Regions from separate parts of the Mus musculus genome. Here region 1 is linked to region 2. Evidence: chromatin loops called from intact Hi-C (ENCODE). Cell type or tissue: left cerebral cortex. All regions are shown on one strand. Each heading gives the region's core, and the rest is flanking DNA. Links, peaks and the distances in the headings are about the cores only.

Region 1 (16,469 bases), core at 5,190-10,189, 53 kb after region 2:
AGAGCACAACCACTAGAGCAAGTTCTTTAAACTCAAACAGACACTTTAAACCTAGAAGTGGTTCCATGATGTCTGCTGTGTTTCCCACTCAGCACTGCTGATCTCATGACCACACATCTATACACATCACCTTCCTCAGTCCTTTCCATTGTCACCATGACAGATTAGGAGACTCTGCAGTTTTCCTACTTCTTCTTGACTAAAAGTATAGCTGTGCTGGCATGTTGATGCCTCCGTTTTTTAGCCTTTTTAGGATAAATCCATAGACATGGAACCTTTCATCCAGGAGTTAACTGAAAGCTGGGTATGGTAGTGTGTACCTGTAATCTGAGGCAATCTATTAAGACCCTATCTCAAAATAAAGTTGAAAAGATCTGGAATGTTCTTTGGTGACTGAGCACTTGCCTAGCATATTCTAGGTACTGTGTTTGATCTTCAACACCAAAAAATATGAAAGGGTTGATGGTTATAAATATAATGTGTTGATTTTTTTCCATGTGGTTTGTATTCAGGTTATTTTGAAAGTGAAAGTATTGATTCTAATGCCTTAAAATATGACATTCAGAAGGGACTTCCAAGTGCAGATAGGGGAGGGCTCTGATTTTATTACCAGCCACTCATGTAGTGTGAGTTCAGTTCAGCTCTCTAATAACAGTTTACAGTTTGTATAATATGCCAATTTTCTTTGCAGAAGAAAGAATGGGAAGGGGATTGTTGAGTGTAATAAATTATGACGATGTTCAAACCTTGGGCAAATCTGTTACTTAAACTAAATGTTAATTTTGTATAATTAATATTTTCAACCCTAGCTTAAGTTAATTAAGTTTTGCTTTCAATTTGATATGTCATTTGAATAGATTTAATTGAGCTGCTTTTCAGCATCAATTTACATTCCTGTTCAAATGAACTGGGGGAAAGTAAGAGTAGTTAAAAGCTTATCTCTTTAATAGTTTTGCATAATTAATTTGATTAAAACAAATCTCATTAAAGACTTTAAAAGTGAAAGTTTCTGCTGCAGTAGGAAGGCATTTTTGTCCATTTACTTTTGCTAAATCTGTATTGGATTAGCCCCAATTCGACTTTGGCTGCAAACTACAAATACTGCAACCAGTTCTCCCATCCCGGTCAGGCTTGCCCTCATACTGAGGGTTTGTTCTTTCTCTCTACAGAGGCAGAAGGCAAACCCTGAGTGGGAAGTCAGGTGGCCTGGAAACCTGCAGTATGACTCACCAGCTTAGAAAATGCAGACATGGCTGTTGTATGGGGCCTTGGAATCCAGAGTTGCTGTAATTTGTTCCTAAATGGGATTTGAGTTTCAGAGCCTGGAAGAAAATTAACTCACACAGATATGCCTATTGTTGCTTTTTCTGGGGCCAGGGGTCAAGAGCTGAAACAGAAATTAATATCTGGAAAGACACAGAAGTCCCCAGTTGTCATTGAAAACTTGAGGAACCCAAAAGCAACTCAGAAAACCAGAATGGCTAGGCAGGCACATAGATGGCACTGGGCATGTGGTGATGAGCACCTTAAATCTCAGTGCTAAGGAGGTTGAGGCAGGAGCATCACACTGGCAAAACCAGCCTAGGCTACATAGTGAGGCCTTGTCTATAAATTACTAGTTGATAGATAGATAGATAGATAGATAGATAGATAGATAGATAGATAGATAGATAGATAGACAGACATTAATAGATGATAGACAGACAGACAGAGGTAGGCAGGTAAGGAGATATACATAGAGAAAGATTTGGCTGGGGATATGACTGAATGGTAGAGTACCTATTTGGCATGTCAGAGGTCCTAGGTTCAAACCCCAGTACAATGATGATGATGATGATGATGATGATGATGATGATGATGATATCTAATAGAGGGGGCTGGAGAGATGGCTCAACGGTTTAGAGTACTGACTACTCTCCCAAAGGTCCTGAGTTCAAATCCCAGCAACCACATGGTGGCTCACAACCATCCGTAATGAGATCTGACTTCCTCTTTTAGAGTGTCTGAAGACAACTACAGTGTACTTAAATATAATAAATAAATAAATCCTTTTTTAAAATATCTAATAGAAATCTCCTCTGTGCAGAAAGTCTGTTCCCTCTTTCTTTTTCTGTTTGTGTGCCAAGGCAAAGTCTGAGCACCTCAGACTCTGAGACTGAAGAGAATATAGGTTATTGTAGATATTTAGAATGACAAGAAAGTGCATAAATGGAAATAACTAGTTTCAAAGAATAGAAATTAGTTCAAGCAATTGTCTTTGTCACTTTGGGTGGCTATAACAAATGCCAAAGTGGCTGAAGTGACTGACACACACACATATTTCTCACAGTTCAATAGGCTGGGAAGCCTGAAATCATAGCACTAGACTCTGGGGAAGCCTCCTTCTTGGTCAGCAGACTGCCTCCTCACTGCTGTAACCCTCAGATAGTAGAGGCTCTCTCTCTCTCTCTCTCTCTCTCTCTCTCTCTCTCTCTCTCTCTCTCTCTCTCTCTCTCTCTCTCTCTCTCTCCCTCTCTCTCTCCAAACTCACAATCCTCTAGCCACTACCTCTTGCTAGTGTTGGGGTTACAGGAATGTCTACCCAATCATGTCTTATAATACCAATCCCATTGATTGGTACTCTAATTTCCACACAGATTGTTTGCAGCTGAGTGTGTGTGTGTGTGTGTGTGTGTGTGTGTATGTATACACACATGTGTATAGAGGTTAGAAAATGGCTTATGAGAGTCTGTTCCCACTTTCCATCATGACGGTACCAGGTATCAAACTCACATCTTCAGGTTTGGCTGCAAGTACTCACTCAGCCATCTTACTAGTCCCTAGTTACATCATTTTTAAAGTGAAAAAGAAGGCTTTGTTGTAGCCTTTTTGGTTGGTTTTGATTTTGTTTTTTTGCCTAGAAGTCTCAGTGTTCCTTCTAGATCTAATCTAGTAAAGTCAGATTCCGCTGTGTCTTTGGTTACTTGTGTTTTCCACTGTGTAGCACTTCCTAAACATTGCCAGTGAGCAGCTGCCACCACAGTCAAGGCCACAGTTATGGGCACAGCAGCCATGGCACTGTCCTGTCAGAGCTTTTCACATTACTCTAGATCCTTTGCCTGGTGACTCAATTAGAGAAGATATTATTTAGGTTGGTGTCCTACTGTGTTCTGAGCAGTACATATTTAGTGCATGAAGGGGCCTGACTTTAAACTCTAGCACCAAGAAGGAAAATGGGAAAGTCAGTGTGCCTGTCTGTCTGTTTCCGTGTGTCTGTGTGTGTATATGTGTCTGCCTGTCTGTCTGTATGAAAAATAAAACCATGAAAGTATTTGTACATTAATATTAGTGTGATAGATAGTATTGATAATCTGGGATATAAGCACATTATTAAATTCATGAATACTGAAGTTTAACAGCAGAAAAGATGAGCGTCTGAATACCAAGAGGACCATCCTAAACTGTGACAGCTTTTCTTCTTATAGTTCTCAGGTCCACTTGGGAGCAGCTGCTTGAATTCCATTAGACATTAGGAAAGCGTGGCACAGATAACTGGGAGTGTGGGGATCCATGCATTTCTGAGACTAATGATCTTGGAGGAGAATAAGAAAACAAAACCAGATAGAATAAAAGACAGAGAAAAGCAGTATCCCAATAGCCATGGCCAGATAGCCTTAGGCATAGGGTGGACTGGCTTCCTTTAAGCCAATAAGAAAAAGTTCTCCACTTTGATCCCACCCTTTGAAGTGTGTTTCCTCCTACTTTCTCACCATAACCACTTCAATGAAAACAGTGTTTTCAAAGATACGTCAATTGTGTCGTCAGATTCATCCTAATAGAGACATCAAGGGCAGATGGATTAAGCACCAATTTCAAGAGACTCATCCCTTGAGTACCTATCGTTGAGTGTACTGTACCAACCATAAGATGATAGATGTTATCAGAGCCACAGTTATACAGGGTTAACATAACAATGCAGGTCATTAGTTACTTATCAAACAGATGGGGAAAACAGAATTATATGGAAGGTATAAGAGAATAATTATAGTTATTATCATAATGTATCAGTGGGAAGAACTGCAAGGAAAATAGTTTAGATCTACTGTTCTATCAAATCTAGGTGAGTCCAGCCTGTAGCAGCAAGACAGGTTGCACACATGACCACACCCCCCCCCCAAGAGCTAACTGGAGTTGTGAATGAAAGACAATACACACACACAAGCTCAAAAGCTGGGCAGTTCTAATCCTCCCCACAGCGAGTACTCTTTTCCTCCAGCACTCCTGCTGGCCTAACGCCCTCTATTTCTATATAATTTATTTTTGTTGCCCTGGCTCCTTCTGGGCAGCTTCCTAAGTCTTTCCTGCCCAAGGTGCTTCTGGGCAGCCCTTCCAGGGGCCGCATTCCTTCTGACCTCCATTTTGGATGATTTTCTTTCAGCAGCTCTAAATCTGATCCCTTTCCCTCCGAGACATGGCAATCTCTCCTCCCAGTTCGTAGCCTGCACAAATCTAAAAGTCCTGCCTCCATCTACCTGCCCAACCATTGGCCATTGGCGCTTTATTGATAATCAAAAACCAACTAGGGACAAGGACCTTCAGCATTTGGACAAGCAGACTCCTGATTTGGGGAGCTGGATTAATTCAGAGCATTAGAACCAATCCGCAGCACCAGTGAGATTATAATCTTAGTACACCTTGGACATGAACAGATGACTAGTTGTTTGTCTACAGTAAGATGTCCTATGTAATTACTTGGTCAAAAAGTCAACTTTGAACAGGTATATAATATTTATTTCCTGTGGTGACAAAATTTATTCTGTGTAATAACCATAACACACTTTCAGGACCATGTTTAATGGGCCCTCTAGAGCTCCATATATAGTACAGTTTGGTCTGTTTTCTACATTCTTTAGGAATCTGGAAAAACTATAGAAAATGAAGTATCTGTCATAAAACTTTGCATTAAGCTCAACTACTGTTCTCATAAAGTTTAGCAACAGGGTTAAGGAATTTGGTCCTTCATTAACTATAGCCACAGTTGAATTTAGGAGACTTTATATAGTTACTTAGAATTGCCCTGTGAATCTCTAGTACAAAGAATATTGAGACTTTTACCATTAGTGAATTGTATACACACATAAAAGTAAAGACATGTTTTAATTGCAAGTATATACATAGATACCTTTATATGTTTATTCATTATGTAAATGTTCGGGCTGTAATTTTACAAGTATTTCTTATTTTTTTTCTCAAACAGATAAACAATCAGATTCTTTATGGAAGAAGTCATCAGAACGCATCTGCCATTATTAAGACTGCCCCAACCAGGGTCAAACTGGTTTTCATTAGGTAAGAAAAATAGACCTGCTTTTCTTGACATAGTATCCTCGTCAGAGACCATTACTGGCATTAGTATTTTATTTTTGCTTTGTGTAGGAATTTTCTTGTTTCTGTGTTTCATGAGATAGACTTGGTAGTTGAGTTTACTATTCTCTGTATTTCAGCTTTTAGCTGTATCTGCATGCTTACATCCTTAGGGATGTACTGGAGGCCGCTCACTCCTGTCATCATGGGTTGATATTTACTGATCAGTTACTGTCTTCATGAAAGAACCAACAGTTAGAGCACCCAGAAAAGTGTATCAAGCTGGTAGAACTCCTGCCAGGATGTGCTAGATCCTGGCTTCATCTCAACACCACTGTGTGCCTATAATCCAAGCAATTGGCAGGGGTTGGGGGTCAGAAGTTCAAGGTCATATTTGTATACATAGAGAGCTGGAGGCCAGCCTGAGCTGCATGAGATGCTGTAAAGAAAAACAGCACTGGTGGGGGCTGGAGCCCAGTCAGCCAGCTCTGCAGTGTTTGTGATTCCACACTCTCCTGCCTCACCAACCTACTGCCTGAGCTCCTACAGTGCTTGTAGGTGAGAGGTGGGAGTCTGTCCATCTTGTTGCCAGTCTTCTATATCATCAAAAGCTGAGCTTAAACCTCTGTTATTTAACTGGAATGATATTAAGTTTGAATAATTTGTAGGTAGTGTAAGTAACCACGTTTGTTAAATATTTCTGGGTGTCTTTTTCCCCTGTGCTTCCATTACCAGTTTTAAAATGGACACCTCATCTCCTTCATTTGTTTGCTTCAGATTTTTTTTAAATTATGGGCTGTGAAGATGAATCAATGCTTAAGAGCACTGGCTGCTCTTGCAAAGGACTCAGATTCAATTTCAGACACCCATGCGGTACCTGTACCTTTAGTTCCAGGGAATCCAATGCCTATTCCTGACTTCAGTGGGCAGCTGGTATGCACATGGTACACATACACGCAGACAAAACACTCATATACAATAAATAAACCAATAGGGATACAGCTCAATAGTACCAACAGTTAGAGCACACAGAAAAGTCTATCAAGCTGCTAGAGCTCTTGCCAGGATCTAGCACATCCTCAGGGCCCTGGGTTGCATCCCCAGCACTGTAGAACAAATAAAATGGTCAGCATGATAAGAAGCGTAGGGTAAGGGCTGAGAGAATATTGGCTGCCGTTTTAGGGTGAAAGTGATGGTTATTTCCCCTTTCTTGTTAATTACCATCAGGGAGACCTCACCATTGCTGAGACCACTGGGCCCTGAGGCGAGTTTTGTTCCCAGGTTGGGCAGTGGTACAACTGAGTACCCTCCTGCATCCTTTTCTCTCACCTAACAGCTCTTTCTTCCTTTGTTCTGGCTTGCAAAGGGGAGACCTTCTTGTGTGTCACTGCGTTAAGCTGCCTCCTGAGACTTGCTCAACAATACTTTCTCTGGGGTTTCTTTGCTCTTCCAATTGTCAGGTGTTTGAAATGAGAGTTTGCAGATAATAACTTCAGCAGACTTGAAGCAAGATCAGTCACTGAAAAGGCTAAGCTGTCCATTGAAAGAAATTCACACAGGTTTGGACTTAAAGACTGTTCATGTGTCTCACAGGGCTAGTTTATTGAAAGGTTTAGTTTCCAGTTTGGTCATGTTAAAGACAAGGACCACTGAGAGAGGGGCTTAAAAGTTGGTGAGTCACTGGGTACTGCCCTTAGATGATTTAGGCATTTCTCCTAGATTGGGAGTTAGTTTTCTTCAAAGTGTGTTCTTATAAAAGTGTAGCTTCCTGCTAGAGAGATGACTCAGGGGGTACTGCCCTTCCATGGGACCAGAATTTTGTTTCCAATACCCACTTACTATGATCTGCCCACTTACTACTGGCTATAATTTCAACTCCAGGAAAATCTAGTGTCACTCTTGTCTCCTTAGGCACCTGCATTCATGTGTATACAGTCAAAATACAATTAAAAAAATTAAAAGAAAAAAATGCACTTGGGATGGAGTTGTAGCTTAGTGAACCATTGCCTCCCATGCATGAGGCTGTCCGGTCCATCCTGAACACTGCCTCCCATTCATGAGGCTCTCAGTTCCATCCTGAATACTGCCTCCCATGCATGAGGCTCTCAGTTCCATCTGGAACACTGCCTCCCACACATGAGGCTGTCAGGTCCATCTGGAACACTGCCTCCCATGCATAAGGCTGTTGGGTTCATCCTGAACACTGCCTCCCATGCATGAGTTCATCCTTAGCACCACAAAGATTTAAAACAGAAAAAAACAATTAGCCTGCTCCCAGGATCACTCTCTGGCTTCCTGTTTTTACATGTTGCATCTCCCTTTCCTACAAACTGTCACAAGGATTTCTAGTCCCTCACCACAGCTTGCACAATGCTGTTTGGATGTTCATCTTCTAAAAACATGAGCTAACCCTTATCAGGGAAGCTGTTTCTTGCATTAGGTAGGAACTAACATAAGACCCACAAAGTAGGCGATGTGCAGAGAGTGCAAGACTTTCAAGCACTGTCTTATAAATGTTCATCAAAGTCCTCCCCTCAAGACTCAGGGATCCAGCCGGGCGTGGTGGCGCACGCCTTTAATCCCAGCACTCGGGAGGCAGAGGCAGGCGGATTTCTGAGTTCGAGGCCACCCTGGTCTACAGAGTGAGTTCCAGGACAGCCAGGGCTATACAGAGAAACCCTGTCTCGAAAAACCAAAAAACCAAAAAAAAAAAAAAAACAAACAAACAAACAAACAAAAAAACAAAACAAAAAAGACTCAGGGATCCACGTGGAAGAGGCGTTAGAAAGACTGTAAGAGCCAGGTGATGGATGACTCCAAGGAGGCAGTGACTTCTAGATACAGCAAGACTGATGCACTTATGAACTCAGAGTGACAGGCAGCATGTACAGGACCTGTCAAGTTCAAGCCAGATGGGGTCCCAGCACTAAGAAGAGGAAACGTGTGCTTCCACCCCTAACCAAGAAGTTATTTGCAATTGGTACCCGCTGGCAGAAGGAAAATCAGTGTCTCTAATACAGTATCATTGAGTTTATTAAACACACCAGGGCAGACCCCATGCCCAGGAGTACTTAGCCAACACAAAACGAGCTCAGTGTATTTTTCTAGAATTTTGCTTTGTTTCAACACTTTTTATCTTTTCGTCTTCTGCTTATTTAGTTTGATTTTCTATTGAGGGGTGGTGTTTCTTGGTTTTTGCATTTGTTTGTTTTTTAAGAGAGAGGAAAAGTACATAAATTTGGATCAGTAGAGAGTAATTAAGGAAAGGGAAAACATAATCGAAACATATTGTATGAGAAAATATTTTTTCCATTGAAAAGAAAGCCATGAGCTGAAATGTCTTTTCTTTATAAGCTACCCAGCCTTGGGTATTTTATTTAATTATATTACATACGTGTTTGTATTTGTATTTTATTATAGCAGCAAACAAAAGCACACGGCTCTCTGTTTAGTGCATGGCCTTGGCTGCAGTTACAAGTGTTGTTATCAACATGCCACTCCTCTTTCAGCACTGGCAGAGCACTTATTGCCAGTTCTTGGCCTTCTGCTTTAAAGTAGCAGAAAGGAAATGGAGCATGGTCCAAAGGAAATCATTTCATGCAGGAAAGTATTTGGAAGTCAAAACCTTCCTCCTCCTGTAAAGAAAGACTGAAGCAATGTGAAGTTAACCACAGGAGACAGAGCTGTGTAGAGTCTCAACAGAGAAGAGGATCTATCAGCTCAGTTTTCTGATAGTTTTGAGGGTTTTTTTTGTTTGTTGGTTAGTTGGTTGGTTGGTTGGTTGGTTGGTTGGTTGGTTGGTTGGTTTTGTTTTGTTTTGCTAAGGTGGTATTAAGCAACTTGTGTTATCAATGCACATTGAAAATGTTTGTTCTAATGTGTTCCTTTGAGGTTGTTATTAAAATAAGTACTATAAACTGGGTGTAAACTACAGAGATTTAATTCTTCAATCTTGAGGTCAAAGTACCAGCAGGTTTGGTGAATGGTGAGGGTCTGCTTCCTGCCTCTTACTAGTTCTTTACATGTCAAAAGAGCTTCCTTATTCCTGTTTTATAAGAGCAAGAACCCCAAGAGAGCCCTGCCTCCACGAGCAGATCTCTCCCAGAAGTCCCCTAACTAACACTGCTGCCATAGTGATTAAGTTTCAGCATATAAGTTGGGGACACAAATAAACAGACCATAGCATGTACTGTTATTGAAGGTCATTAAATTATATAATTCCCAGGATCTGTTGGCCATTTAGAAAATGTTATTGAATTAATTCCTTTTTGGCTACCATAAAGCAGCTCTAGATTCCTTTCCAAAGTGAAAACCATAGTAATTTATTAAATATGGATTTAAATATATGTATGTAATTCAAAATTCTCGGTCTAATTTCAGCTTCTTACAATGTTTTCCATATTAGTATGTTTGAAAGATTTGTCACTTTTTTAGAAAAACAAAAATGGATTGGCAGGGTAGCTCAGTGGTTGAGTGCTTGTCCAGTGGGTTTGTGGAGGTTGCTGGTTTTAGTTCCAACACTGCCAAAAGTTGGGGGGCAAGGAAGCCACACAAAAGAATAGGCTTATAGAAGGAAGACGATTGTAGGAGTGATTCTGTACACTTTCTTATCGTACTCACTTTTAAAGTTACAGGGAAATGAGCTTCAACTGAATCAGGAGAGATCTGTGCAGTGCTGACAGCCAGACTATTGGCCTGAGTTGCTTTGTATTTGGTATTTTATGTGTAGACATTGAATTAAACTTTCATTTGTCTAAATGGAAGGAGATATTCCCTCTGAGAATGCTTAAGTAGAAAGAGGTTCGCCACTCAACGCCAGCCCCCCCCCGCCCCAGAGCCCAGATGAAAATTAGGAGATGAAACGTTGGTCCAGCATCCCAGAACTTAGAATCCAGCTGTTTATACACATCTGTGTGAGCTTAGTCTGTTTCCTAGTATAAATGGGCATGATTGCCTGTGGGCTCAGCCGTGTCTGCTGATGTGGGGACATCTGTGAATGTGGTAGGAAAGGTTAGGAAGGATGGGAGAAAGGGCCTAAAAGAAGTCAGAAAGGAGATGGTACAAAAATGCACTCTCCTCTGTGTTTAATTTTAGGATGGTGTCTGTGTCTGTGTATTTGTGCATGTATATTGTGGGCATACAGGTGGTTTTTCTACAGCAAGAGTGTAGAAATCATGTAGAGATTAGAAAACAACTTGTGAGAGTCCATTCCCTCCACCATGTGGGTCCTGCCGTGGAACTTGCGTTGTCAGGCTTGCTGACTAGCACTTCTTGTGCTGCCCCAGCAGTGATACTGTTACACAACGCAAATTTGTGCTGTAAGAATCTCTCATTACATCATGATGTATAAGCACCGGGAAAAAGACAATATGTTGTTATTTCCTGAAACAAAGGGATCAAATCCCCATCCTTAGCTTACTTGTTAAGTAATGCTTGCCTATTATTATTAATAAGGAATATAATACCTTTAATAAGGAGTGTGCAGAGAAACATCTAATACAGCGAATCCTAATGTCAGTGAAATATTTCAGATCTGTATAGGACAAATGGAGATCCCTGGTAGATTTGCATCTACTTCCTATGCAGTGACCTGTTCGTGGTGGTCACAGGTGTACTGGCTAGAGCTCTGTCATATTCTTGTGTCTGTCACTTCTCCTGGCCTCTGGAACATTAGTGGTAGAGTTGTACCAGGTTTGCACATACATGTTACCCATATGAGTAATGCAGGAGGTTAGCGTCCATCTATCCACAGTGGCTCTGCATCACAGATCCTGTAGCATTTTATGTTCATGATCGTCTGCCTCAGCACTCACTTGCACACACGTCTTTCAGCCCCTCGTGCCCTGCCACTTTCAGACTCTAAGAACCCGGATTTTGCCCATTCGGGAGCCAGGTTCTAGAGGAACTAAAAGTCAATTTATGAAATTTCAGCAAGTTAACTCTTGAGTCATCTCAGCACCAGTGATATGATTAAACCCTGTATCACTAGCACTGGCTATCTGATTTGGAACTGCATTTATATATACTGTATTTTTTATAGTTGATGCTTCTATTTGGAAACATTTCCTACCTTAGATATTACTAATTTTTGAAACCTTTCCATTATACAGAAGTTAGTGGCTTTTATACCTCCGTGACTCTTTTTCAAATTTATTTACCTTTGAAATAAAAATGAGAACTGGCCACAGGCTTTGGAGTATGGTCAACACTCGGGGAGGGGAACTATTAAAATATGCTACGTGTCATGTTTTAGTTAACTGGGTCCCTTAGTCTGTAATGATGCCTGCGCCTATCACAACCATGTCCTGTTCCCTTAACACATGTATTCATTCATGTTAATTGACCTGATTATTTGCTGGGGACTCTGAGTTGCTGTGTGTGAGTATCCATAGTTTACATATTACCCCGGTATATATTTATATATGATTATGTTGAGTCACAAACATACAGACTTTGTTTTACTAAGTTATTCACCTCCTCACCATCTGGATACATATTACAATTTAGGCTCTTGGTCCATTTTATGCTTTCCCCTCTACACAAGCAAGCCAGCTTACACACAAGAGGCTATATTCATGCTGAGATGAATAGCTGTGTGTGGTGTAAGGGGAGCCAAGGAGATTAATGATCTTGTCTGTAGCTCCTGTCATGCCTTCCCTGACTATTTAAAATTAAATGTCATGTATAAGAACTCAGTCTCCATTATGTAATTATGTGTGGAAAATGTGTACTGTGTAAAACTCCTGGGGCTAAAGGAGGCAGGAAACTGGAAGTCTTGGGAAGATTTAGTGCTAGCTGCCAGGCCCTACAGTATAAAAGTGAGCTCACCATGGGAGCCACCCTGCTGTATCGATTGCACATATGTCTTGTTTTGGCAATTCAAAATAGTGTGGCCTGCACATATTCCTGAAAGATGATATTGGCTTAAAGTTCATATGAATGTCAGCCCTCTCGAGGCCGAGCCCATGCAAACAGTCATCTTGGATTCCTGCTTTTAAAAACTCTCACTTTGTAGCCTTCTGGGCCTTTGGAAAGGAACCACAGGGAGAGATGCTTAGCTGGGACCCAAAGCACAAGGAAGCAAGTTTGTACAAAAACCAAAGGCTGGGTGTTGGTCATCATGTGTGAACATTGAGGTGTGTGTGTGTGTGTGTGTGTGTGTGTGTGTGTGTGTGATTTCAAATCCTGTAAGGAGCTGTCTTTACAGCACCATTCATGAACATGAATCACATGAATTCAGCAAACTTTAAGTGTAGAGACTGGGCTAACTCCATCTTTTCTTTTCATTCCTTTTTCTTTTCTTTAACATGGTGCTAGAGATTGAACACAGAACTTAACACATGTCAAGCAAGCACTGTGCTCTGAGCTACACTCCCACCTCCACCTTCCTTGAAGAATTTATAGTGTCTTTGAAAATCATTTTCTTTTTTTCTTGCTATTCCCACTCCCTGACAGTGCTGGGGGGTGTCAGCTTGTAGGAATTATGACTCTATTTGTTCGTTTCTACCCTTGGTGTTCACAACCTATTTATGAGGCCACTGGGGACAGTGTGATCAGCTTTTCTTTCAGTTGACATTTAGACTCTGGGGCTGTGAGTGGAGCAGTCGCCTAGGACATGAAGGAGCTGGGCTTGAGCTCTAGCTCGTTGTCGTGAAAATGTAAATAATAGCTATTAAACAGGGTGTGATAAAGAATAAGAAACTGCCCCGTTCGTTTCCTGTGATGGTCGTCCACACACACACAAAACAAAACCTAGTAAACCCAGATGGCTGTTTTCACATAAAGGCTGGAGGAACACCACCTTTCAGTGCTGACGTGTGGAGAGTGGGAATTCATGTGACCTACACTAGGGCACTGTGCTGCCTTAGGCTTAGAATGGAAGCAGGCAATGGGAAGCCTCTTAGATGAGTGGCTTTTGTCCCCAGAGGGTGTGGTCCTGTTGTCACAACATCCTGCTTAAGACTTTATTTTTTTCCTCTAGAAATCCATTAGTTCCTGGCTGGTACACACCTGGCCCTATGGCCTTTCTGTTTATAGTGTGCGATTCCAGTGTCCCTCCCAAGAAAGTCTGTTTTGCTTAAGTTGCTCCAAGTTCATTTCATCACTAATGACCGACCTGGGAGGCCATGAAGGCAGGTGAATCTGAGCAGACTCCGGGGACCACAGCAATTCCTTATGTGCCTTTCCTTGTCACAAGTGTGGCCTGGATTTCTGGATCTGTTAGCCTTCATACATGAGATGAGGTCTTCGTCCCCTGCGGCTCTCCTATGACTCCTGTCACTGGCTTGGCATGAGATTGCTGTGGTCCTCAATGGTCTCCAAGCAGGATTTGTCAATGCTGCTTCCTGGTAGGAAGGATCATCTCCTAGTGCTTGGCTTATGGTAACATAACTTTAACGTGTGGGTTTTCCCAGCCTGCATTCAGAGTGGAGAGAATAAAGCTATGCTCGGTGCTGTCTTTCAGAGAGAATCTCTATGTGGTAGTTACTCTCTATGTTGCTATTACAAAACTCCTGATGAAGGCAACTTAAAGAAAAGGTTTATGTTGTTTGTAGGTACAGTTCATCATGGCAGGGAGAGCATGCAGCAGGCGCTGAGGCAGCTGGTCACCACACCCACAGTCAGGAAGCAGACACTGGTGACTGCTGAGCATCTGCTCGCACTGGCCATTCTATTCCATGTGGCACCTACATTCATAGCAGTCCTCCTCTTTTTGGTTGCTCTGATCTGAAAGCACCCTCATAGACACACCCCAAGGTGTGTTTCATGGTAATTCCACTTCCCTTGTCTGAAGCTGACTGTACAGGATTCTTGTGTAAGCAGAATCTTGTAGTAGGTGACCTGCCCACCTGGCTTATTTCCTTTGGCATAGATTTCAGGGCTCATCCATATTGCAACCATGTGTCAGAATTTCCTTCCTTTTTCACACTAATGGTGTTCTACTATTTGAATATGCTGTATTTATAGTCCACCTTTTAACTATTGTAAATAATGCATCCATGAGCACAGTCGTGCAGTTCCTTCTTTGAGACCTCATGTCTCTCAGATGTAGCCCTACAGATGTAATTGCTGAGTCACCCCCACCCTTCTGTCTTGACCTTTTGGGGAAACAATCATTTTCTGTATCAGCTTCGCCATTTTCCATTCCAACAATGATGCAGAAGATTCCAATTCTCCCACCTTTCCCAGTTTATTAACTGCGTTGTTTTTCTCCTAGTGAGTTTGAGGGGACGCCTCCTTGCGGTCTCAGTTTGCGTTCACTGTGATCAGTGTGTTCAGCACCTTGAATATACTTTTGGCTATTTATGTCTTCATTGGAGAACTGCCCACATCTGCCTTAAGTAAGCTTACTATTGCTGTGATGAAACACCATAACCAAAAGCAGCTTGAGGAGCAAAGGGTTTATTTGGCTTACACTTCCACATCATATTTATCACTACAGGGAGTCAGGACAGGAGCTCCAGCAGAACAGAGACCTGGAAGCAGGAGCTGATGCAGAGGCTATGGAGGAGTGTTCTTATTGACTTGCTCACCCTGCTGCCTTATAGAATACAGGGCCACCAGCCCAGGCTGACACCACCCAGAATGGGCTGAGCTCTCCCCTATCAATCAATAGTTAAGAAAACGACCTATAGCCCAGTCTTATGGAGGCATTTTCTCAATTAAAGTTTTCTCTTTTTAGATGCCTCTAGCCTCTGTCAATTTGACATAAAACTAGCCAGCACCACATTTATTGCCAATTTTTCCAAGCAGGTTGTTTGTTTTGCTGTTGCTTCTGAGTTATGGGAGTGTGTACATATTCCAGATATTAGCCATTTATCAGATTGGTGATTCGCAAATATTTTCTCTCACCTCTTCACTTTCTGGGTTGCATTAGAAGGAAACAATACAGTCGATGTGGTGTCATTCATCTGCTCTGCCATTTAGCCATTCAGTGCCCAGTGTTGCAGAACTTTGCCCTGTTTTCCCCCAAAGGTTTTTTACAGTACTAGCCCCATAATTAAGTCTCTGATCTATTTTGAGTTCATTTTGACATAGGATACAAAGTAGGGATCCAGTGTTGTTCTGTGCATATGACTGTCAGGGTTCTCCAGCACTGTTTGATAAAAAGAAATCACTTCCAGCATCGAGTGGCTTTGCTGTCCTTGAGAGTCTTTCAGTCACGAACAAAGGGGTTTATTTCTGGGCTCTTCATCCTATTCTGTTTGTGACTGTTGTGTCCTTGTGGTAACTTTTGATATATGAAAAGGGGAAACCTTCAATGCTGTTCTACATCAAGATTGTTTTAGCCATTTAGGAGTAATCTCAAGATGTTTTACAAATTATCAGAGAGACCACACATTCACGTTTAAAAGAAATAAACAGACTTAACAGAGAGTTTGATCTCAGATTGACTCATAAGAAATGATAGTGTTTTATAAATACACCTACCCTAACACATGAGATATCTCTTTTTACTTTTCCTCTTTCAAAAATTATTGCTGCAAGCTCACTGGGCTTTCTAAAAAATATAAATACCTACTATAAACATCTTTTGTAAAGCCATGCAGTTAAAAGTTAAGACAGGTGAACAGGTTTATATATACTAAGCAGAATAGCATAGGTGAAAGTAAGTCCTTGACTTATTCTGGTTCTAGTGAGTGGGGAGTCCTTTGAATTAATTCAGATACAGATCAAGAAAACCAGGAGGGAATGTCTTATCGTGGTGCGGGCAACTGATGGAAGTGGGTTAGGATGGGACTGTAGGATGGGAAGGAAGAAGAGCAGCAGTGTGGGCCTGTCCGCACTCCTGGGAGGCTTGCTCCCACCCAGCGCTATTAGGGTTTGGAGCCCTGTGGCAGAGGACCTGCTACAGGTGGAGACGAAAACCTTATTCCCTTTTTTAAAAAAAAAACAAAACCTAACATTTTTTTTTGAAACAAGAGTCGATTTCAAATTACATACTAGCATGAAGTAGTAAATTAAGGTTAGCTATGTATAGATTATGAACTGTCTACCCTTTGGTTACAAGTTTAAACTAACTTTTAAAAGCAGATTTTACAGGTCTTTAACCATACTCAATAAACGTAAAAATACTGAGGTACAAAAAGTTTACCCAAATCCTGAGATAAAGTTTAGACTTTAGC
Region 2 (16,469 bases), core at 7,541-12,540:
CCCAGCTGAAAAGTTCTGAATTCATACAGTTGAATCCTTCTTAACAGTCTGCTTTACGGGAACCTTTATTACCGCGACCCGCAGTTCTGGTTCTGGAATGAGGGATCTTCCCTGCGCCAGTCCCGAGTTTTTCTCGTCCCGGAATTCGGCACCAATTGTTATTAGACGCGTTCTCACGACCGGCCAGGAAGAACACCACAGACCAGAATCTTCTGCGGCAAAGCTTTATTTCTTACATCTTCAGGAGCAAGCGTGTAAGAAGCAAGAGAGCAAGAAGCAAGAGAGCGAAAACGAAACCCCGTCCCTCTTAAGGAGCATTCTCCTTCGCCTCGGACGTGTCACTCCCTGATTGGCTGCAGCCCATCGGCCGAGTTGACGTCACGGGGAAGGCAGAGCACAAGTAGTCATAAGATACCCTTGGCACATGCGCAGATTATTTGTTTACCACTTAGAACACAGCTGTCAGCGCCATCTTGTAACGGCGAATGTGGGCGCGGCTCCCAACACCACAAGTCCTCGGGCCAGATGCAGACAGTGCCTTCATGTTTCTCTAGTTTGCAGTAGTAGCCTTAGAACATCGGGCTTCATGCATGACAGGCACTGTACCCCTGAGCTGCACCCCTCCCCTTCCAAATTTAATTGTATTAAAGTAATTCCCAGTGACCCTTCATCCTCAGCCCCTATTTTATTTGGAAAAAAAATCTTACTGAGTTGTCCAGACTGGGTTCCAATTCCTGATCCTCTTTCCTTCCAAGTAGCTACAACTGCAAGTGTGGGCCACCTTGCCCAGCCATCTTAAACATTTAGACCAGTTTACATTAAATTTTAAACTTTCTTCAAAACCCTGAAAGAAGTTCTAATCTACTGTTGTGCCCCTCCAAAGACTAACGTGTGAAAGTGTTTTCATGCTGGAAAATGTCCCATCAGCATCGTCAGCCACCCGATGGTTCAGGTGCCACGTCAGAACAGACCCCTTTCTGAACTTGTGAATCTTGTGAACAGCACTTGCCTTACTTAGCAGCTATTCATTTGCCAGCAGAGCCTATGGTTCATACTGCAGTTCTCTTCAGAAAGTTTCTATGCCAAGTCATTCATATACATACATACATACACACATACATACATATATATATATATATATATATTAGCATAAGTACTTTTGATGGTAGCATCATGTGTATTTTTTATATCCCCTACCACTGCTTCCAGTAAAAACAAAACCCTTTCGAAAGGTACCCACCTCCTCAGCTATCCCTTAAGCGTCAGTAAGAATTAAAATTGAACGTCATTTTTCTCTAAGCACTTAGTGAATACAGCTATGTACTAGACCTATTTAATAACCCCACCCCCACCCCCACCCCACCGCCAGAAGCAGTGTAGAGTGCTGTTTCCTTTTTCCAGTGCCGGGGCCATACTTCCTTATCACATGGCTTTACAATAGCGCCCGTCCTTTCCTACATGTACATTCTCCGTGTTAACCATATACATTCATTTCACACTGTTACATGAAATGCATGGTCTTCTTTTTTCGTATAAGGGGTAACGCTTTTGTGAGCAGTTTAGCTCTGCTTTTCCAGGAGTTAAAATATACAGAAATACATCTTTGCTATTTGGAATGTCTCATGAGAGACAACTGATGTTGCCTGTCTCTCAACTTCTGCCTGCCTTTTACCTCTGCCTGGTTTTGTCTTCGGAGGAAGCAGAGCCCAGATTGTCTTGGTTGTATTCTGACAAGAATCACCTGCCTGTAGGCTACCACGTTGAACTCCCGCAGATCCTTAATGTAAGTTGAGTAAGGCAGAAGGACAGAGCACAGTGCTCATCAGAGAAGCTCTGCCTGTATGTTAAGAAGTTTTCGCTGGAGCTGGAGAGATGGCTCATCTTTAGAGCATTTGCTGGTCTTGCAGATTTTATGCCATAATTATTTGTGTTAGCAATTTGAATAATCTCAAAACAATTACTAGTAGTTATTCAGTCTCCAGGACTAGGAAAAACATGACTGTAAATACTCCATTTTCCTGAGATGTTTCATAGATAACATTACAAAGAGACATTATTTGACAAGTAGCAGCCACAAGCCAGAAGCAACTACAGCAGAGGGAGAGCCAGGGGGACAAGCCAACTCCTGGGCATACCTTTAGCTGAACATGATAGCTCACCAACACACTGAAGGCCAGCCTGGATTACATAGAGTCCAAGAAGCCCTAGAGTAATGAGTGAATTCCTGAATTTCTGTCTCAAAAAGCCATAAACCAAACAAAACTTAAAATCTGTGCTATTAGCATCAATAAGAATTAGAATTGCTTTTATAAATTTAATGGGGCTGGGGAGATGGCTCAGTGGTTAAGAGCACTGGCTGGTCTTAGAGAGCACCCAGGTTCAGCTGCCTGTTAACTGTGATTCCAGGGGATCTGATGATGACCTCTTCTGACCTCCATAGGAAGTAGGCACACATATAGGGAACAAATATACATGCAGGCAAAACACCCATACAACATAAATAAATATTAAAATTATGAACTTGAACATCCATGTATAAATACTTACTGAATGCAACTAGGTATCAGACCCTGTCTATGTATCACAGAAATTACAAAAAACAAAACAAAACAAAAAAAAAAATCACTCAATTCCTTCTTTCATTTAGATAGAAGAAATAAATTTATAATTTATCCTTCTGCTAACAGTAATAGCGAGATAATTAACAAGTCTATGAAATCTGCTAAATAACAGATTTCAGCTGAGAGTTTATACTCCTGTTGAGGTTTGGTTTGTTGCTATGTACTGTAATGCTGAATTCTATACCCAAAGGTCTAGGCCTGGTAGTGACTTCTCATGCTTACAAACTTTGGTTGTATAAATCTTGTTCCTTGGTTTAAAACTATTGGTTAAATAAAATTGACTACAGCCAATTCCTGGAGGGATTACAGGTAGGTAGGTTTGGAGTGGCCTGGTTGGAGGAGTAGAGATGGGGGTTGGGGGGTGGGGGAAAGAAGGAGGAAGCCACCTTGAGGGAGAGGAACCGTGATCACTTGGCCAGGAGAAACAGCAACTATCTGGGGTACACTGCTGGGGAGGTAGCCAGGCTGCCTTTAGAAGAGTAGATTAGGGGTGACCCCTCAGCAATTGTCAAAGCCAAATAAAATAACCATAGTCTGAGTCTCTTTTTTTGTAAGCTCATCAGTGGTGAGCTTATATTGTTTGTACTGCAAAGTTTAAATGAATGAGGGTTGCTGTATTCTAGCATTTAACTGGTTACCCCTGAACTTCCTTTGCAGATGAGATATTTAAGTGACAGTAGTCTAACTTCGTAGTGCTCTCTGTCTTTACCTTACACACAAATCTTTAATTTCTTTGTTCCTGTGGCATACATGATTTTATAATGCATATCTTCTTTTCTTTACCTACTTTTTCTTATTGCCTGGAATTGAGTTTCTCATATGTTTATTTACCTTGAGATGAAGTCATTAGGTTCATTAAGTCTTTACTATCTAAAACCACAGAAATAAAGGCTGTAGCCTGCTCAGTGCCAAACCTGGCACAAGCAGAGGCTCAGACAAATGGGCAGAAAGGAATGTAGTAAATTTGCAGTGCAGGGCACCCTGAGAAGATGATGAGTTTGAGGCTGGCCTAAACTACCTAGCAACTACTAGACCTACCTGAGCCACAGAGTGAGAAAAGTCACCTATACCACACTAACAAAAATCAGGAAGGTGTTAGAGGGATGGGTTTCCTCCCTCTCCCTCTGTCCCTAGACATGGTCTTAGTATGTAGCTCTAGTTGGCCTGGACCTTGCTGTGTAGACCAGGCTAGCCTCAAACTCACTTAGTTCCTCCTGCCTCCACCTTTGGAGTACTGGATTAAAGGCATTTACCACCTTTTGAGACACTAGGTCACCCAAGCTGGCCTTGAGCTCACTGTGTAGTCCAGGCTTCTGATTCTCCTGCCTCATTCTCACTAGGGCTATGATTGTGGGTGAGCGCCATTGCCCAAGAGTTTAGGAAAAGACTTTTGGACATTACTCATTTGCCTTTCTTCCCCTCCCTTTCTTTGGTGTAGGTCATCCCAACTGTGAATAACAAAGGCAAAACACCTGCCCCGAACCAGGATCAAAACACTCAAGAAAGGAAAGCTAAGGTGAGCCAAGCCTTGCCAGCCTCTGGGGGAGGCTTTGTTTTCTGTTTACACAGCTAAGTAGTGGGTGAGAGTGCTGAGGTGGCCTGTGGGTTTCCAAGGGTGTGAGCTTGGTTCTTGACAGGATGAGGCATGAGCCAGATGAAGGTGACCTGTGAAGCACAGTCAGCCAAGGACATCTGCAGCTCTCTTTCTGGTTGGCTCTGCTGGCTGGTCGGCTGGCCACGCCCAGAGCATGCTGCTCATCATAGCTGGAAGTTTTCCTGTATACGTTGCTTTTCCCCTAGAAGATCCACATCAAAATTTACCTCTACAGGGAAAAAGTTGTTTTCATCATCAGTCAGAAGTAATCACCCACTTTGTTTCCCTGCATCTGTTTTCATAGAATTTATTGACCTAAAAATTTCTTAAGATATTGTATTTGGTAGGATGCTTCTTCATTGTTTACTGAATCAAAGAAATTGGCTTATTATTTTAAAACAGGATCTATAGTACAAGCCTGTGCTGGCTGGAGTTGTAGTGGGAGGTTGACTTCTGAGCCGGTTCTTCATCGGCCCATCTATCCCAGCATGCTCTGCTCCGCAGTTACTGATGCCTGGTACTCCTTGTTGTGTTCTGGTGGAGTAGGGTTTGGTATTTTCTTATTTCTTCCTCTAAAGGCTTGCACAGTTGTGTCCATTTATTTCTATGTAAGTTTAGAATCAACTTGTCAATTTCCACACATTACTTTCACGAAGCTGGGGGTTGCTTTGGGATGACAGCACGTCATTCTGAAGTTGCAACCTTTTAGTTGACTAGCATGTTTTTCTCTTTATGAAATTGTTTCTGTTCATAATTCAGAAAAGTATAAACCTTTGATTTGCTCCCAGAAATGCTACATTTTGCTAGTGGTACTTTCTAACTTACTTCAGTTATAATAGACTGCTGTTTGTATGGTATTACTGTTTTGGTGTCTGTTGAGAGAACTGCCAAGGCACTTCGGTTGTGAGAATCTTGATTCGTGCTTTGTTTTGTTCTTTGTTTGCTTGTTGGCTCGTGTTTCTCGGAGAGCATCTTGTGTAGTCTAGGCTGTCTGTGAACTTCCTGTCGCACAGGGGTAGTCCTGTCACCCTGCCTCATCTCCCAAGTGCTAAGGTTACAGCGTGTCCAGCATACCTGTCTCTGACTCAGGGTTCTCAGGGATATAGAGGATGAAGAGCAACTGCAGGAGACCTGCACTCAGGCCCCAGCTTCCATGTCTGACAGCTCACAACTGCCTGTAGCTGCGTATCTGAGGCATCTCTGTTTAATGAGTTCTGGAAGATCGGTCCTGCTTGAGCATCTCACTGGGATTTCTAAAACTGTCTGTACATATTTTAGGAAAAAATAATAAAAACAGTATTCATAAAACTATGCAAAATGTGCAGATGCCAAGTATTTATTAAACTCACTATCGAGGACGACAAGAGATGGTGAGCATGCTTCAAGGAACAGAGAATCATGTAGGTAACGTTCCAGTTTAGACAGAAAATTAGTCATGTCTTCCAGGACAAGAAAGCTGTAACATTGCTGTTATAAGACTGACAATTTCCCTCTCTCCCACATACAGTCTGTATGCACTGCTATCAAGTGACAACCATGATCAGTGGCTAAGGTGGCACATGCTTGAAACCCAGAACTTGGGAGATGGGGTTCAGGGTCATCCTTGGCCACATATAAAATTAGAGGCCAGCCCGAGCTAGACTGTATCTCCAAGAAGCAAATAAAAAGAATTGCTTACATCACGGTCACTTGGTAAAATTCTGTCTTTCAAGCGGCAGCATAGTTAAAATCAGTTATTAGACACCCAGCAAATGTGCAGGAAGGGTCACCATGTGCTTGGGATGAAGCTGAGCTGCCACTCAGCGTGACTTGTGTCTGTGGAGCTGCCATCTCCTGACCTATTTCATCATTGGGAGCTCCAGCCTTCTCCATCACTGGACAGCTTGGCTGTGTGCACACCCTTCTTTAAAGTGCAGCAGGACAGTGCCCCAGGGGACTGGGCATGATACACACTTAATTCCAGAGTTAAGCAGAAAGATGGTGGGTCCCGGGTCAGCCTGGATTAAGACATACTTATTTTGTGTTCTTCTCTCAAGAGTGCTGACAGAATATAATTGAATTAGCTGGAATTCTTAGCTCTCAGTAGGACTTTCAGCCCCTGACCTCGTTTGAACAATCATGTTTGACATTGAATGGCTTGGACCTGAGAAAAGAAGGGGTTATTGGGGGGGTGCGTGTCATGGGATTTTTTTTTTTTCTTTCACTCACCTGTTTCACTTAAAGAATACAGCTGTCACCTTCTCGGTTGCTTCTTAGTGAATGTTTCGACACTTGACTTCACCACACTTGTGTTTTGATATTTTGTATTTCCCACACATAGAGTCATTGATTTCATTAGACATTGTACTCAAGATGTGGGTGTGCTTGCCTTTATGGCTCCCAGAAAGTGCCTTCTCTTCCCAAGGAATTCACTGCATGACTCGTCTGTAATGGGCCAGCGTCCACTCAGCAGAGATAAATCTTACATTAGTGGCTTTGTCAGATAAAGCATAATTGAACTCACTTTACTGAAGTCCTGTAGGAAGACAAATCCCAATCTAGTCATGTGGGTGTTTGTGAAGGGTTTGAACACCTCGGCTCCTACCTGCAGCAGCTGGCGTCTCTGTAAACTTTGGCATGTTTCAATTGTTCTTTCATTCAAGAATGTATCTTCATTCTGTGAAGGTAATTTTAACAATGGAATTTTGTTTCACTTTAATTATCTGTAAGAGTTACATATTATGATTCAAACTATGTTATTTGCTATATAAATTCAGAGCACCTTTATGCAGAAATAATTATTCATTATAACCACTTCCCTTTTAACATTAAATGTGTATGACTATCTATAAACTATAGAAGAGCAGTTTGCCACCTAGAAAATCTGGTATTTCAGATTTTATAAAATAATCTCTAATTCTTATAATAAAAACCACCTGAATAATTGTAAAGTTGGTACGTGGGGTTATTGTTACCTTTATGCTTATTTTGAGGATCCTCGATGCAAAGGGCTGAGTTTCATGGTAGAAGGAGAATGTACATGGCTTCCTTTCTTAAGGGAAGGGGATGTGTTCTTCTGGGAAGGGCTGTGCCCTTCAAAGCTGTGCTTTTGAATTCTTTGGTGCATTGTTGTATTAACATAAAATTACTTTTATAAAATAACAGGTGGTGGTGGAAATAAATTATATTTATTTTATACTACTCTTGTTATCGTCAAAGACACCTGCATCCAGACTATTTTCAGATTACCTTTCTTGTCATTGGAGAGGATTGTATACAAACAGTGTCCCTTCTTCTTGACTTTTGACCTTCAGAGGCACGGAACAGCTCCACCTCCAATGAAGCTGCCCCCGCCCTACAGAGCTCCATCTGCAGACATGGAGGGAAGTGAAGAAGACTGTGCGCTGACCGACAGTGAGTTCCTTTGCATTATCTAGGGTAGATGCAGAGTTTATTAAATAATCATGCCGCCATGCCTATTGTGAATCACAAGTATAGGGCCACGTCTTCAAAAATGTGCACGAGCATGTGTTAAAAATAAAGTATTTTATCTTCGAAACTCCTGTGGCTTTTATTTCCTAAGCTTTTCTATTTGAAGTTAGCAAAGGGCACTTAAGAAAGCTATGTTATATGATGCTTCAATTTTACTAATTGCCTTTGAAACAAAAATGCTGAGCCCTGAGTATTGGGTTTTAACCCTAAGCATCTGAGTTGGGCATAGGTGGCAGTTCTGGATACTTAGCCTTGAAGGAATGCTGACAGCACAGGCAGTCACCATGTCTTACAGAGGCGTTGGGAACTTGTTTCGTGATTTTATTTTGCAGTAGTTGAATCAGCTGTACCTTTGGGTAGAGGTTTAGGAAGTCACATTTCCCTTTGCTTGTAGAGTATGTACAGCTAAGCCTGGTTGCTATCAATGCAGTCTCTTCTGTGGGATATGGAAGTGGTTTGAAAAGTAACTAGTGACAGTGCCGTGCAGTTTGTACAAAATGCAGTCGCATGAGCATTTTCAAGGATGAGTTTTGTGCCCTTTGATATGTATATGCATGTTACATCTTTCTTAAGATATTTTTCTTACTTCAATATAGGAAAGTATTTTGATGTAAAAATTGAGAGTTGAAAGCAGGCTGTAGCACTCGTTAGCATATGACCTTAAGTGTGGCCTCTTCTCTAAGAGTGGTCAGTCAATACTTCATGTGCTGATAGTGAGGACTAGATGAAGGAAGAAATTTCAACAAGCCACATAGTGCATCTCTAAAAGGCTTTGCTATTCCTGTTGCTAATTATGATTACTAAGTTTACTTTGTTATTTTTATAAGTAGAATAAGTAGAAATGAAATATAAAAAAACTGAGTGTCAAATTGACTCCATGGAAGTTTGGTGTATACTGTGTCTCTATAGAGCCCTTTGTCTTGCTTTGTTTTCAGTAGTTAACAAAGCTTGATTGAGTGCAGTCTGCTGTGCAGAAATGTTATCAAGCTGTGAAGTGAAGAAACAGCTCCTTTTTCCTTGGTGCAGTTACCAGCATAGGTGGGGACACAGTGCTGCAGTGACAGATGAGGCTCCTCTTGTGGAGAGCCACTGGTGCAGGTACTGATGGGTGAGCTCACGTTTGTTCCCATACAGATGCTAACACTCCGATTACAATGCTCACTTTGCTTATCAACAAGGGACTGGATATCCTACAGTACTCTGCTTCATATGAGCAGAGAAACTGGAGCTCAGAGACGTTAAGGAGTGTGTCCGATATCATACAGCTAATAAATAGTAGGAATGGGGTTTGCACACCCGCGCTGTGAAGAGCCTCGCTGCTGCATAAAATGCCTACTGTCCAGACAAAGGTACAAAGTGGTGTGGACTTCTCTCTCACCACACTTCCATGCTGTAAGATATGAGGGACAGCATCCTCTTCCCCAAGTCATGTATGCCACACACCCACAGGCACATAGCCGTGAGAACAAGAGACACTGATTTACATTAAGTGTCGAAAGACTTGTCATTTCTCTTTACTACAGAAACTTCTATTTCGTGGTTTCTCCAGCAAATCCATTTCTCTAAGACTCTTCTCTCCATTCCTTTGTCTGTGATGTTTGTCATTCTCAGTGTTTACACCTCTCCCATCCTATGCACCACTGATTGCTCTGTTGATCTCCAGAAGTGCAGGATAGTCACACAGCATACCTGCAACCTAAGCCTCTGGCCTTCTGTGCTCTCTTTAGAATAGATCTCATAGGTTTTCTCTTTGTTCTGTAACTCTTACTAATTTAATTTATTATATGGCTCATCTCCCTAAACTAAAAGTCAATCAGGTTACTGTTTATCTCATTCTTACTGTCCCAGTAAAATATATTTCATTTATGAAATATCTTCAATAACTTTGCCCAGGTCTGTAGCTGCAAGTGTGTGTCTTCAGTTCACCTGATGGCAGTGCTGATTTATAAGAAAGTTCACAGACGTGACATACACAAGGCTGCAAAGCCCACTAGATGGCTTTATTGGTTGGTTAGTTCTGGACTTGGTGGAGGTAAGGTTTACTGAATCGATGCTATAGTGGGTGAATTCTGTCGAGATGTAGTGGGAAAGTGGCAGGGAATGTTCTTCTCGTTGGCTGACATTCGAATGAAGGAGAGATAGGACGAGCAATCAGCTCATTTGATAATAATTAGCATGGAGTAGAGTACAGTGGGAGTAAAAATTAAATAGAAAATAAGATACTAAAGGTAGTATGAGAAAAACCAGTGCATTGTATAAGACCATGTTAAGTAGAATGGTTCAGAGCCTAAGATAGGATCCTTGGGACAAGGATCTAGGCATGCGTAGCTCATGCAGTCTTCAGATAGTTGAAAAACACTGAGACTGTGCCATGTAGCAACATCTTAACTGTGTGAGTCAGCTGTCCATCCCTCTGAGAAAATGCTTGGGAAAGTCAACTTTTAAGAGGAAATGTTTTTTTTTTTTTTTTTTTTTTTTTTTCACTTAGCTTTAAAGGTCTGTGATCAGGTCACCAGAAAGCAAACTGAACAGTGTGGGACAGCCTTAGGTACCAAGACTGAAAACCATGGTTTGTCAGGGTTCCAGAAACACCAAGGACTTGGGTTGCTTACTGATTCCATAGTGACGTCTGGGTCTGTTTCTGGCCTTCACTTCTCTGTCTCCCACTCAGATTTGCTTTTGGCTGTGAGAAAGATGTCCTAATTTTTCCCACAGGCCTTTTAAATCCTTGCAACAAAATGAAATGCTAAGCCCTGCCCAAGGCTGACCCTGTAGTTTCTAGTCTCAGTTTTGGTTTAAGCCCCTACTGTCTCCTATCTCCCCTCCCCGACCTGAAACTGGTGTTTATTATTTTCCTTCATGACAAGTAAGACAGATGCATGTTTATTCCCTGCCCTCATTCTCCATCCCATAGTGTCTTAGTGAGGGTTACTGTTGCTGTGATGGAACACCACGACCAAAGGAACTTGGGGAGAAAGGAGTTATTTCAATCTCAGTTCTAACAACTCATCAGAAGCAGTGAGGGCGGGAAGCCATGCAGAGCAGGAACCTGGAAGCAGAGGCGGATGTAAAGGCCATGAGGGGTGCTGCTGACTCACGTGGTCTCCGTGGCTTGCCCAGGGTGGGTATTACCACGCCAGGACCACCAGCCCAGGGTTGGTAATACCCACAACAGGCTGGGGCCTCCCCCACTAAGTAAGAAAATATAGCCAAATCTTAAGGAGGCATTTTCTCAATTGAGGTTCCCTCCTCTCTGATGACTCTAGCTTGTGTCAGGTTGACATAAAACTAGCCAGTGAACATAGTTACAGCAACATGCTGGCAGGCCAAGGTTTGTTGAGGACAGAGTATGTAGCGTATTTCTTCTTGAAGCTTCGAATGCATTCCCATTAGATATTCAGAAGGCTGTTAGACCTCTTATTTCACTCCTTGTCACCTTTGGAAGCTGCACCTGATTCTTTAGCCCAGTAATATGGGCTAAAGCCCATGTCCTTTACCTACTGTTTTATAGCACTTAGCATAGTATAGCTTTCAGTGGAACTGTTAGATTAATATCTATCTGTCTTCCTTACTAAACTCTCTTATGTTCCAGGAGGTGAGTGGCTACAGAACCTATTTTTTGGTGGGTACATTGAATTTCAATAGTGGAGATGTGTGTGACGGAGGGTCTCTGACCCCAGTGGGACAGTAGGGCTGGCCGAGAGCTGTGTTGCTGCACAGGGGCCCTTTCCTGCTGGCTTCAGCATCTGTCCAGTGTCTGTGTACTCACTTTCACTTTTTAAAGATTACAATATAATTACATCATTCCTTCCTTCCCTTCATTGTCTTCTTTCCCTCTCAAAATCATCACCTCCTTTTTTATTGTTATTGTTACATATCTATGTAGGCATAAATATAAATATAGCCTTCTGAATCCAGTTAGTGTTGCTTGTATGAATACAATTTCAGGGTAACCAATTAGGGCTCTCAACTCTGAGGAAAGGTAACTCTCTCCCCCTCACAGTCCCTGTTCCCTTTGTCTCTGGGTATAGCCCTGCAGTGCCGTAGCATCTCGCCTAGCAGCCTGACTCTTTTCTGTGCTTGCTTACACCCACCTCACCCCAGCTGCTGGCTGGCAAGGGCAGCCTAGCTGCTAGAAACATACAATGAACTGCTCTTGGGCTGCTTCTTGTTACCTAGCTTTCAGAGCTATAAACGCAGCCCCATCCTATCCTGGTGGGAATTCTTCCCTTTCCTGATATGATCATTCCAGGATAGAATTGTCTTTGTGGTTTGCATTTTCATCTTGGTTTTCCCTTTCCTGGGTTGGTTATGGGCTATAATGTATTTATGTGGCTTCTCTAGTCTCTGCTTGGCACCAGTTATGTGTTATTTACTTGAATACTTACCTAGCACTGTATTACAGTTGTGAAACATACTGATAACCTCACATGGTGACCTGGTTTATGCAGATTATACAACCTAGATTATCAGACACTACAGCTTCATGCTGTGCCTCAATTCCTGTTTGTATTTTGTTGTTTCATTTTTGATTTGCTCTGTTTTGCTGAAATAGTCTTATTATGTAGGTCAGGCTGATCTTGAACTCCTGATTCTCTTGTCTCAGCCTCTTGAATGCTGGGCTTATGGAAATGAAGTTTATTAACAAAACTGTTACTGAGAGTTCAAATATTTTATAAGTGTAGAAGCGAAAACTGATAAAAACTTAGTGTACTAGAACTCAGATACACCATTGACACTCTGTAAGAGCTGTACAGCTGCCGCCTCTGTAGTTAATACTCGATGTGCCTTTGTTAAACTGGTCCCCAAAGGTTGCTTATCAGCAGTTAGTTGTTCCATATCAGATGTCCTCAAAAGTTCTTAATGTGCATATATAAAACCAAGTACATGCACTTTTGGTGTTTAAAAATAGTTTTGCAGGAAATTCTTCTGTTTTCATGCAGGGATGAAAAACTTGTCTCAGACAAACAAAATCCGTGTCAGGTTTGGAAGACTATCGGGGCATTTACTAGTGCCCTCATCCGAGGAAGCTAGCAGGACAGAGAGCTCAGTCCCCACACTCTTCCCAAAACATAAGGACAGAAACGGATGATGCAGTTGTCTGTCCCAACGATTGTAAATCTAAAATTCTTTTGGCTACCATATGCAGACATACCTTATGCATGTACACACACACACACACACACACACGCCCACCCCTTGTCAGTATTGTCCACTAAGAAAAGGTTATACATTTCCTAATGATAGAACAGTTAGAAAGCACAGGGGCACTGCAGTCAGAAGTGTAAAACAGCTAGGATAGCCAGCGGCTGCGCATTTGCCTCACACCTGGGCTTTGGATCACTAAAGCAGTCCAGAAAAGTAACATGGTTTTAATCCAGATCCTGAGTGAAATATACTGTTAGTTAATATGAGAACTTAAAATTCTTTTGACTTGTAAATGAAAGTTTGGAAATTGTGGAAGATAGAAGAGAGTAGAGAACTCTACCTTCCAGTGCCCATGCTGTGTAGAGCTGTGCCCTGTGCCACTGTCTTGACTGACTGACTGTTGTAGGGCTGTCTGCGTGGGAAGAGACACATCAACACCTCCAGTCTCCATGGGCTACATGTGGTTAGATGGCGCATGGCTTCCTGGAATGTTGAGGCTTGTTCTAAAATTGATACATTGTAATGAACATAAGCTACTTGGGAAGAAAGAGTGTGTTTGGCTTTTGGTTCCAGAGAAAGAGAGCAGATAACCAGAAGGAAAGCATGGGTTAATCCCAGGAAGCTGAGAACAGAGAGCGTGAACTAAAAGTCCAGTGTGGCCATAAACTCTCAAAGCCTGCCCTCAGTTCAAGGCTTCCTCTAGCAAGGGTTTGGTAACCTCCCCAGACAGCACCACTAACTGGGAACCAATACCTGAGCCTATGGGGGGCACTCCCCATTCAAACCACTGCAACTCTTTAAAGGTATTAAAATCACTGACTTCTGCATTTGTTATGTACAGTTGTAATTAACACAGATATTTAAATCATAACAAGGTATGAATTAAATACTATGCATGTAAGAGATAGATAACGTTGTAAACAGGTCTCCATTAAAGGAGTGGAAATCAAGTAGCATGCTGCTCCAGAGAACGGAAAGAAAGTCACTTGTCTTCTGTAAGGGTGTGTGTGTGTGTGTGTGTGTGTGTGTGCCGGGGGTGTGTGGTATTTCAGTGTTGCAAATCGCACCTGAGGCTTGTCAAATTCTGTGGCTGAGAATCCTGAGACCAAGAGTCATTAATTTGCCCCATATCACAAAACAGGGTGCTGATGAAGCAAAGGTAGACCCAGGTGTCACTTTTAAGCTCTGCACCCAGTGCTTACCTCCGTGAACAGAGGACAGAGGTCTTTTGTGCAGTCATATCCCCCATAGTGCCCTGTGCATTCAGGTAGATCTCTGCCTCACCAATAGATGTCAGTGTAGCCAACAGTACTTACTGACCAAGCATGGAGCTTGGAGAATGCTCACTCACTGCCAATAGCAGGCAGCATGAGTAGCACCCAGCTTTTGCTACATAAACCCTTTTTATTTTTGATAATGCAAAATATAAGAGTACTGGTTAAGATTAATTTTTTTAGTTTTATAGAATGGCTTTCCTTATGTCTTACATAGTTAATTGCCCTTTTATGGACTTGTCCTATTTATAATTAAGTGAAATAAGTAATGTTTATACCCTAGCTATATGATTAGAAGCTGGTAATACTGGTTTCCTCTTTTAGCTTTCTTGAACTGTGACCGTGTTTTAAGCTTCAGCCCTTGCTGTAGTTCAGGTGAATTTAACAGAAGTACACACTTTACAGTGGAATTGTTGAGCAGCTTTAAGCTACATTTAAATTGCCTTGTGTGTTCCTGACTCTTTCGCTGCTTGGCTTATGATGCAGTAATGATTGTTTTACCTATAGTTTATACAGAAAGGCTGGACAACACTGAAGTGACTGATAGATTTGGCTTGTAATGTAAAGGACAGACATCTTTGCACATTGCCATATGTGGGTTAGGTGTACTGAGCTGAGCTGGGCTGGGCTGGGCAAGGTGGGGCAGGTGAAGTGGGTTTAGCTTTTTTTTTTTTTTTTAAACAGTTTCTATGAATTACTTTTGTTCCCATTTAAGTTTTCATCCCAAAGCTGAATTGTATTTAAAGTGTCAGAGACACTAGTGAGTCATAACTAAGGCATTATAGTGGACTGATTGCTTTGTGGCAAACCTGATTTTGTGCTGGAAGCAATAAGGAAGAGAAATGTTGGTGACTCTTCTGAACTGGGGGCAAGCTTAAATCCATAGCTGCCTTTAATTTGCATGGGAAAGATGCTGTCCCCCGAAGCACTGCCTCTCAGCAGGAAAATGGGACATTAACATGTTATCAATAGAAGCTGGCCACAAAATAAATAGTTGTGTTTGTATTGCCGCCTGCTCTGAAATAGAGCTGTCTTTCCTGTGTGCACAGGGTGGCTGGTGTCACAGCCTGCAGCATGCAGTCCCTAAGTATGCAGGGTGACCGAGCGTCAGGGCCAGCAGCAGCCTGCAGCATCCAAGGATCTGACTGGAGAACCAGGGATTTTTGCCGGCAGACCTTGCAGGCAGCTCTCACCTACTGGCAGATGTGACTCTTAGCTTGAGGGAGAGATTGAAATGAGCTTCAGTGATTGTTTCCCATGGTAGGAACAGAATGGCAGGTTGCCCTTTAAAAGAATAAAATCGGAGGGAAAAAGAATAGAGGCCCAAGGTCGTGGGAAGAGAGGACAGAGTTGGAGAGAGTGGAGCTGCTTCCAGCATCTTCCTGTCAGGAATGCAGCAACCCTGAAGAGAGCAGTCCTGCAGCATGGTCCACGGGGGCTTCCCAGGTAAGGCTTCCGCTGCTGACGAGAGCTGCAGGTCTTGCTACATGCAGTCAAATGCTGCTTTAATGTTGGTGCAGAGTAGCATGCCGTTTAATGATCTAAACAGGAGTAAGCTAAGGCATCTCTCTGAAGTGAGAGGGTAGGGGCTCTTGGGCATGAGCAAGGTGGACGCATGCTGGAATCCTCACAGCACCTTTAGCTGGAGGCAGCCTTAGAGGGCTTTTAGAAAATACGGCACTTTATCAGACTGTCAAGAATGCGTTAGGAGTTTCTGCACCCAAATCTTTAACACCCCGTGCATGCAGCATGCTTGCCTTTCACCGTGATGATTGAGAAGCGCATCTCCTGGGCATTTATTAGCATTATTTGTGGCTTCACTGTGATGAAAGGAGAAAGGTATTTACATTAGAATGAAGGAATTCTGATTAATTCTAAAGCTGAGAAATCAGCATTTTGGATGTAGGTGAAAGCAGTGTATCACTAAGGAATCGGAGCAGCACACAGAAAGCTGCTTTTCCTAACCTGTAAATAGTCCCTAAAAGAGTATTTGATCATTGGGACTGGCTCTCAGTCTCCACCATCTGAGCCTGCACCTTTGAGTCGTTAGGTTGGGGGGCTCAGCTTCTGCAAGCATCACCAGCCACTTCCTTGTTAAACATATGCTCTGAAAATTACTGCTCAGTTGACAGTAGGAGACTCTCAGTAGTAAGAGCATCTGTGTGACTTTTAAAATGTTGATATGTTAGAACCAGAGCTCCTTCTTTTCTGGTTAAAATGTACAATATTTAGAACCAATAAGAGTCTTCATGAGTCCCTTTATCTACGGGTCAGTTTACTCAGAGTCTGATGCAGCGTGACTTTCTTTTCATTTTCAGTAGAATGACTCAAATTAGGTTTTCTCCTGCACTTACAGGACAC

What was found. Peaks named below come from ENCODE experiments on the same cell type or tissue, not always from the same donor. Only the 100,000 strongest peaks of a DNase experiment are listed, where the experiment ranks them.
Region 1: a loop joins it to region 2, with 5 times the contacts of the local background. A loop is called at or near these places in 3 of 42 quality-filtered maps.

Annotation. Positions count from the first base shown.
Region 1 is chr4:98,586,697-98,603,165 of GRCm38, forward strand. It overlaps Patj (PATJ, crumbs cell polarity complex component), which reads left to right. Exons shown (of 44, transcript NM_172696.2): 29 at 5,237-5,328. It overlaps Gm40210 (a long non-coding RNA gene), which reads left to right. Exons shown (of 2, transcript XR_867949.2): 2 at 1-1,313. Among named protein-coding and RNA genes, the nearest start is that of Gm40210, 15 kb to the left of the region's middle. In left cerebral cortex, for the core only: no CTCF peak of the experiment used is centred there; a DNase peak (open chromatin) is centred at 7,491.
Region 2 is chr4:98,531,451-98,547,919 of GRCm38, forward strand. It overlaps Patj (PATJ, crumbs cell polarity complex component), which reads left to right. Exons shown (of 44, transcript NM_172696.2): 26 at 4,060-4,137; 27 at 7,509-7,608. Among named protein-coding and RNA genes, the nearest start is that of Gm40210, 40 kb to the right of the region's middle. In left cerebral cortex, for the core only: no CTCF peak of the experiment used is centred there; DNase peaks (open chromatin) are centred at 9,098, 10,068, 10,362, 10,685 and 1 more place; H3K27ac peaks cover 2,779 bases.